Regions from separate parts of the Homo sapiens genome. Here regions 2 and 3 are each linked to region 1. A link is a contact called in ENCODE Hi-C or POLR2A ChIA-PET data. All regions are on one chromosome and are shown on one strand. The core of a region is the stretch at or near the end of the contact, and the rest is flanking DNA. Distances in the headings are between cores, read along the strand shown.

What was found. A loop is a pair of places that touch in the nucleus more often than their neighbours do. ChIA-PET counts read pairs that join two places held with the same protein, here RNA polymerase II (POLR2A). Pooled maps may share reads with other maps.
Region 2: a loop to region 1 is called in a pooled map, with 9 times the contacts of the local background. The contact joins the promoter of PLK4 here to the promoter of SNHG8 in region 1. A Hi-C loop is called at or near these places in 2 of 50 pooled maps. POLR2A ChIA-PET finds 5 or more read pairs at or near these places in 2 of 52 experiments (AG04450 and CD4-positive, alpha-beta memory T cell).
Region 3: a map of CD8-positive, alpha-beta T cell shows a loop between it and region 1 (16-fold over the local background). The contact joins the promoter of TIFA here to the promoter of SNHG8 in region 1. A Hi-C loop is called at or near these places in 2 of 168 maps with a recorded cell type or tissue (CD8-positive, alpha-beta T cell and naive thymus-derived CD4-positive, alpha-beta T cell) and 10 of 50 pooled maps.

The regions. Positions count from the first base shown.
Region 1 is chr4:118,277,478-118,280,036 of GRCh38, reverse strand. SNHG8 (small nucleolar RNA host gene 8) reads right to left here and starts at 1,275. Exons shown (of 3, transcript NR_034011.1): 1 at 1,245-1,275; 2 at 606-648; 3 at 214-413. SNORA24 (small nucleolar RNA, H/ACA box 24) reads right to left here and starts at 847; the gene lies at 717-847. RefSeq lists a silencer at 1,448-1,497 and an enhancer at 1,568-1,747.
Region 2 is chr4:127,879,605-127,882,163 of GRCh38, reverse strand. It overlaps PLK4 (polo like kinase 4), which reads right to left and starts at 1,271. Exons shown (of 16, transcript NM_014264.5): 1 at 1,000-1,271; 2 at 238-333. The coding sequence starts at 1,029. RefSeq lists an enhancer at 948-1,187.
Region 3 is chr4:112,284,610-112,287,168 of GRCh38, reverse strand. TIFA (TRAF interacting protein with forkhead associated domain) reads left to right here and starts at 1,265. Exons shown (of 2, transcript NM_052864.3): 1 at 1,265-1,529. RefSeq lists a silencer at 1,213-1,522 and enhancers at 2,163-2,282, 2,313-2,492.

The sequences.
Region 1 (2,559 bases), core at 26-2,525:
AACTGCCTTAAATTTTTGTATGGTTTAAAAAGAGTCTGCTGTCTCCCTTGGGGGTAGCCTGGTAATTTTTATATTTTACATTTTTCACAAAGGCTGCAATTACCTTAGAACTGTACTCACACTACTTCCACATGAGCGTGTAACACTAAATAGGAGGTATTATGCTATTAACTACCTTTCCGTCTATTAATCACTCAGTCAAGGAACAATGAGTAGCCACATGAATTAAGCATTTTATTTAATTATCACGGACCACCTTAAATATTACTTTACAAAATTCAGGCCTATATTTAAAATAGGTGTCCTGATAACTTCCAGGATATTATTCGGAACACCCGTTTCCCCAACTACGATAAGTCCATTGCCGGATGCTGAATAAACTTCGCCCATTACCACTTGGATTTCTTGATAGTCTGCAAGAGAAAAAAAGCATTATAAAACTCCGAGCTGTGTACTTACCTCACTGTTTTGAGATCTTATCAGCTAATTCAGTTGGTTGTTAACTCAAACTACAAAAGCCAGCAAAACGGGCCAACTTTAGCTTTCCAACGTCCTGCCGCTAAGGCGTTTCAGATTAACTCAGAAATATCAAAAAAGAAATGTACCTTATGTTTCCATCATCCATCGTAATGTGTTCAGCTCAGCTTCCTAGAAACATTGAACAACGGTTTAGAAATTTTGCCCAATAACCCGGCACCCTCTAGGTTTTTAACAGTGAATGTTACTTGTGCAAGTCAGAATCTGATACCAATTAAATGGTGACAGCTTTGCCAATAAACAAGGATATGCTCTTCCATGGCTAGGAAGGGAGACTGCCACGGCTGACAGGTCCCAAAGATACATGGAGATTCACAATCCAGAATTAACCAGCAACCAAACTGCTACAGGTTATTACTCACCATCTGGCTCAAACTGACGGTTCTCGGGGTGCTAGGGCACAAGAGCGACAGAGTAGACTCAAGATGGCCACATGACACAGACGGCTGAACAGGCTTCACCGGAGTCCCCGAGTGCACGGAACCTTTCCCCGAGGGCCCACGGCCCACGCACGCCGGGGTTCAGGGTCCAGGGCTGCACGTGGACGCCCGGCGACCTAATGAGCACTCAAGTCCGCGCATGCTTGTAAACTTAAGGGTTTCCAAAGCCGCCCCCGACCTACCAATATCCTGACTGCGCTGCCTTTTAGGTAAGGCAGTAAGTTTCGGCCCAATTATCATTTTAACTTACGAAAGACAACTACGTACTTTCACCTAATCCCGACGCTTCCCGAATGTGAAAGGCCGAGGCCTTCGGCACACGCTCTCTTATAGAACTGATGACGCTATTCCGGGGGAAGCGCCGCGAGGGGCGGAGCCTATGCTGTTTCACTCCCCGCCCCGCCTAGCCCCGCCGCGGCTCCACCTGTTCCGTCTACCACCCCCTTCGCGGCTCCTTTCCCCCCTCCCCCGCACATGGTCCACGTCTGAGCGGGTCACCTGGCTCCGGATCCAGACGCATGCGCACATACGAGAGCCAAAAGGTTCTCGCATAGCGAAAGATCCTGACGCTTACCGGTGTAGGTCACGAAAGCGAGGGGGATTTTTTTGGTATTTCCTGTTTAGGATACTTATTTTAGACAATATTAGAAAAAGGGGCCGAACGCGGTGGCTCACGTCTGTGATCCCAGCACTTTGGGAGGCCGAGGCGGGCGGATCACTTGAGGTTAGGAGTTGGAGACCAGCCTGGCTAACATGGCGAAACCCCGTTTCTACTAAAAATACAAAAATTAGCCTGGTGTGGTGGTGAACGCCTGTAGTCCCGGCTACTCGGGAGGTTGAGGTGGGAGAATCTCTTGAGCCCGAGAGGCGGAAGTTATGGTGAGCTGAGATCGCTGGTTAGCATTTTACAAATTACCTAATCACTACTCAAAAACAAGAAAAGTCTGAGAAACTATTATGCCAGAGAAAATGATGCATAATGATTAAATGTAATGTGGTATCCTGGCTGGGATCTCCAGCAGAAAAAGGACATTAATGGAAAACTAGCGAATCTGAACAAAGTGTGGAATTTAGGTAATAGTGCCAATACCGATTTCTTTATTGTGACAGATATACCATGGTATTGTAAGATATTAATGGTAGGGGAAATTGGATGAAGGGGGTGTGGGGACTCCATTTTTGCAAATTTTCTGTAAATGTAAAACAAAGTTTAACTTAAAAAAGCAATTATAACCTTACAGTCTATTATACTTTCATTTTAAGACAAAGTAGTGATTTAGTAGTGGTTTCTATCTACTTTAGTGTGAAATTTGTGGCTGAGATGACAGTATTTCTAAGTTTGACTTGAGATCAAACCCAATGAATTTAGCTGCATTCAAACCAAGGCTTTGAGCCTTTGGATATTCAGGAGAGACAATGTGGTAACAAATAAAAGAATTAAAAATTGGTTGGTAAATGAAGATTGGCTTAAGGATTTTATTTTATGTATTTATTTATTTAGAAACATTCTTGCTCTGTTGCCTAGCCTGGAGTGCAGTGGCATGATCTTGGCTCAGTGCAACCTCCACCTCCTAGGCTCAAG
Region 2 (2,559 bases), core at 22-2,521, 9.6 Mb before region 1:
ACATACGAGGTCTACTGAACATTAATGAAGATAAAACTTACTTAAGCAAGGTCAAGGCTTTCCTAAAATATTTTTAAGTTCAACGGCTGGACTTGGCACTATTGTCTTCTGCCTATGTAAAGTGTTCCTTACACTATAATCAAAGGAAAGGCTAGTAGACAAGGAGTTTCTGACATCTCTGATACCTCTCTAGTTACTTGCAAAGTACAGGAGAGAAGTTGATTAGTTTATTCTTACCATTTTGATTGCAACTTCCAAACCAGTGTGAATGGACTCAGCTCTGTAGACACCAGCAAATGATCCTTTACCAAGCAGATTTCCAACTTTAAAATCCTTAAAAGTTAAAATTAAAGATTATGTGTGATGACTCACAGTAGAAAGGAAGATGGGAAGGGGCTGGAAAAAGAAGATAAAATGGATCGAGTGGGGAATTTGACAAAATTCAAGCGGGTATTACACCTCGATGCAGCAGGTGTCTAGGGTGGAAGGCATGTTGACTCCGTGCGGGGATACCTGCGCTTCCAGGCTGGACTGGAAGCTCAGGGTGATGGTGCACCCTAGTGATCTGGTTCCTCAACCTCAGTGCAGCCTAAGCGCCCTCCTCCCATCTCCAGCCAATCCCCGGGAGCGGAGGGCTCGGTCAGAATCCCGCCGCAGCTCCCGCCGGAGATAACCGCCATCCCCTTGGAGAAGTGGGAGGTAGCCCTGCCCTGCTCTAACGCGGTAGCTCGGGCGGGATTGCTGAAAGAAAGCCGCAGTGCCTCGGGACACTGCCGGGCGGGGAGGGACTCACCTGTCCCGCCTTCCCTACTCTTGTCTCTTGAGGGGCGGGCCGCTCCGCCCCTAAACAGCAGGGGTCTGGGCCGTTGGGACCCTCCCTAAGCACCTCGGTGCCCGCCCCGCAGCCGTTAGCTTCGTTCGCTCCCCTTCCCACAGCGGTCTCGTGTCCTCCCACAATTACTCCCACCCGCCCCGCTGCAGACTGCCGAGTCTTTTCACCTCGATCTTCTCCCCGATGCAGGTCGCCATATTTCCAGGCTCTGGCCTGGGTTCTCCGGATTAGCTTCCTTCACGCAGTCCCTTCGAGGCAGCGCTCCAAGCAGCCAGCCGGCCTTGGCGCCCATCAGGCTCGGCTCTCTAAACCGCCGCTCCAGGCGACGACGCTGAAACCACGGAAAGTTCTCCCTGACACCTTCCGAGGCCTGGGCGGTGCCTCTGGGCTCCCATTTTGAAAATCTCCCGCCGCTTGCCGTCCGAGCTAGGCTGGTGGTGACGTAACGAGATGGATCGCTCCGGATAGGCTGCGCCGGGGCGCGCATGCGCGGCAGACCTTCCTTTGCGGCCGGCCCAGGGTTCTAGACTTCGGGGCCAAGGGCCGGAAGCGCTGCGGAGAGTTTAGTTCGGGCGGGAGGCTGTCTCGGGCCCACTCTCGGAAGAACTTCTGCAAGACGGGTAAAAGAGCAGGCCTTAAAGATGGGACACTTATGGCTGATCGGTTACTTCACGGTCCGAAATACCACTTCTAATTCCGGAAAGGGTTTAAAACTATTTTAAAATGTCAAGCGTTTAAGACTTGACGGAACAGGGCAAAAAACATTACCTTCCTTTAAGGAACACCGTTTACACCACTACCGCTTATTCCGTAGTTTGTTATAACTGTAGTTAATGTGTACGGTACCTTAAGAAAACGAACTCCATTCTTTATTTTGGCAAACTCCTAAGTATTTAATATTATAATGTCATTTGTATAATAATTTACAGTTAGATCTCTCATACACATAATTTGTATGGATCAAAAGAGACCTCTGTAAGTTTGGGATGGTGTTTTGCAGGTGAGAAAAGTGTGATGCTTAAGGAAGGATATTTAACAAACAGAAGTAGCGCACAAACTTAGATCTTCTGTTATTAAGTGAAAGCTCTTTTCCTTGATGTTAGTGTGTATTTCTTTTTCTTTTTCTTTTTTCTTTTGAGATGGAGTCTCGCTCTGTCGCCCAGGCTGGAGTGCAGTGACTCGATCTCGGCTCACTGCAGCCTCCATCTCCTGGGTTCCAGCGATTCTCCTTCCTCAGTCTCCCGGGTAGCTGGGATTTACAGGTACGCGCCACCACGACTGGCTAATTTTTGTATTTTTAGTAGAGACGGGGTTTCACCATGTTGGCCAGGCTGGTCTCGAACTCCTGACCTCAGGTGATCCGCCTGCGTCGGCTTCCCAAAGTGCTAGGAATACAGGCGTGAGCCTCCATGCCCGGCCCATTTTTTTTTTTAAACTTTTTAGTTTCAAATAATTTTAAGCTTACAGAAAAGTTGTAAAAATAATAGAGAACTCCTGTTGTCCTTTACTCAGATTAACCAATTCTTAACATTTTGCCACACTTGTTTTTACTATTCTTCATGTGTAATATACATGTATAAATATATAAATAAGCCTATTATTTGTATTTTATGAATCATTCTAAAATAGGTTACATACACTATGCTCTTATACCCCTTATTTCTAAAGTGTGAATTTCTTAAGAACCAGGGTATCCTCTTGTATGTTTATCAAATTAAGGATATTTA
Region 3 (2,559 bases), core at 16-2,515, 6.0 Mb after region 1:
ATAATAATAGAAATAAAGTGCACAATAAATGAAATGGGCTTGAATCATCCTGAAACCATCTCCCGTGGCCCCAACCCCAGTCTGTGGAAAAAGTCTTCCATGACACTGGTTCCCAACAGGGATTGCTGGTCTCTACAGTGTCTATCCTCTCTCTCTCTTTTTCTTTAAACAGAGTCTCACTCTGTTGCCCAGACTGGCGTGCAATGGCGCCATCCCGGCCTCACTGCAACCTCTGCCTCCCGGATTCAAGTGATTCTCCTGCCTCAGCCTCCCGAGTAGTTGGGATTACAGGCACCCACCACCAAGCCCAACTAACTTTTGTATTTTTAGTAGAGATGGAATTTCGTCATGTTGGCCAGGCTGGTCTCAAACTCCTGGCCTCGTGATCCGCCCACCTCGGCCTCCCAAAGTGCTGGGATTACAGGTTTGAGCCACGGCACCCGGGTCTATCCTCTCTTGACACCTACTCTCCTTAGGTTCTTCACACTTAGGTGATTCCAAATCTTTTCACTGAGGCAGAAAGGTAGCATTACCTTCTTCTAAGCTATAAAGGACTCCTGAGAGGTGTTTCCCATTTCATCATGTACCAGCTTTTACTTGTGGACTCTGGATGTCCATTACGATGCAAGCGGCAGGAGAGAAAGCGACTGGACTGCTCTGCTGGGTGTAAGGCGAGGGCAACCTGGAGCAAGTTCAAATCCCGCCTCTGCGGGAGGCAGAGGTTGCAGTGAGCCGAGATGGCGCCACTGCACTCCAGCATGGGCGACACGGTGAGACTCGTCTCAAAAAAAGAAAAAAAGAAAAAAAAAATTCCACTTCTGCTCGCCACACTCCACCATTCTCTGAGCCTCGGTTTACTCATGTGTAAGGGGGACTGCGATGATTAGAGGAGCTCGTGCATGCCACGCACTGGCTTGCTTGGTATCCTTGGAGTCACCGAAAGATTAGTTCAGCTCCCCGCCTGCCCACGCCCTGGGGCAACACTCATTTTGGGGAAAAGTCCTCCTTAATGCTGAAGTGATCCAGTTCCCTTCTTTTCTCTAGCTCGCCAATCGGGCTGGAGGAGAGGCCACTCGTTTGGGAAGGCGCGGTCCGGGTCGGTGTACCGCGCACCAAACCCTGCCAGAGAACTGAGAGAGGCGGCCAGGGGGCTGGGTACCTGGTGAGAAAGGCGCCAGCTGCCGGGTCACCTCGAGAGGAAGGAAGGGGCGGGAGCGCGAGTGGAGCGGGCGGAGCCTGAAAACCTCCGCGCCACCGCTGCGCTCTTTACAAAGGCCCCGGGCGCGAGAGGACGTGCTCTGCCAGCCAGTGGGAAGGCAGGCCGCGCGCGCGGGAGCGCGGGAGGATCGGCGGCTCGCGGTCACTGGTCCCTGGCTCGGTTCCCCGCACCCCGGGGCTCACACTTACCCGCGCGGAGGAGCAGCGGCCGGGTGTCCACCCCCATCCTGCGCCCAGTCTCCTCGATTCCCCTCGCTCTGAGCCGGGAGAGCCGAACAGCTGAAGAGAGTTCACTGACTCCCCAGCCCCAGGTACTTGCGGGGCGGCGGGCTGGGGGTGAGGTGGGGACTGGCCCTTTTCTGTTTATCCCGCAAAGACAGCAGCTTTGTCCAGGAGATTTTGGGGGTGTCGGATCGGAAGTCATCCCCCGCTGCTCCTGCTCACCTGGCACACGCTCACCATATGCTAAGGAAAGCCTGCAAAAATTATAGACAGCACCTCCCTGTTTTATAAAATATGAGAATATTTACATAAATGAGGAAACATTGGAGATGGGGGTGTGTTTTCTCTGTACTTTGGTATTCTTTTCAACGTTTTTCTAATCAGAAAACAAAAACGAATGCCATTTATGCAGTGTGGCTCCAGAGCAGTTGTGCGTGACCCCCCTCCCCCGCTTGCCAACTGCTACGGCCCCACGCTCTCGGTGGCCAAGCGAGACCTTTCTGAGGGGCCCTGGGCTCCCTGGAGTGCCGAGGTCCTTGGTCCTAGACCTGACTCCTTGCTTCAGTCTGGTTCATGAGAGAAATATAGTAATCCGTTGTTTTCTGGGACTTTCCCCAGATTTCAGATTGAAAGGTGGAATTTCCCAAATCCTCTGAAGCCAAAATCCACACTGAGCCTCACTGCGGATTTCCGCAGCCACCAGGAAGTGGGACTGGACCCCAGGTCAGGCCAGTCAAGTAGAGTGGGAGAAAGAAAATCTCATGTCTGAAAGACACCGAGCTTTCCTAAGGGTTTCCTCCTGCTGTTTGGTTTTCACTTTTTTTTTTTTTTTTTGATTCTTTGTTTTTGCAAGACCTGTGGTTTTAGTATTAATTCTGCCAAACAGCTGTGCCAGAGTTCACAAATATCTTCAGAGCCACACTTCAGGGTGATCCTGTTGAGCAGGGTTAGACAGGAGGATAACTTGGTCCTTTGCTCTGCTTCCAAGTTTCTGTTCCCCTCCTGTGTGCTCAGTGTTCGGTATTCGTTAGGGAGAAAAGCCTTGAAACTTCCTACTTGCAACCACCCAAAGACATACTCTTTCTTGAGAATATATTCAGGGGGAACTGGGGAGGCGAG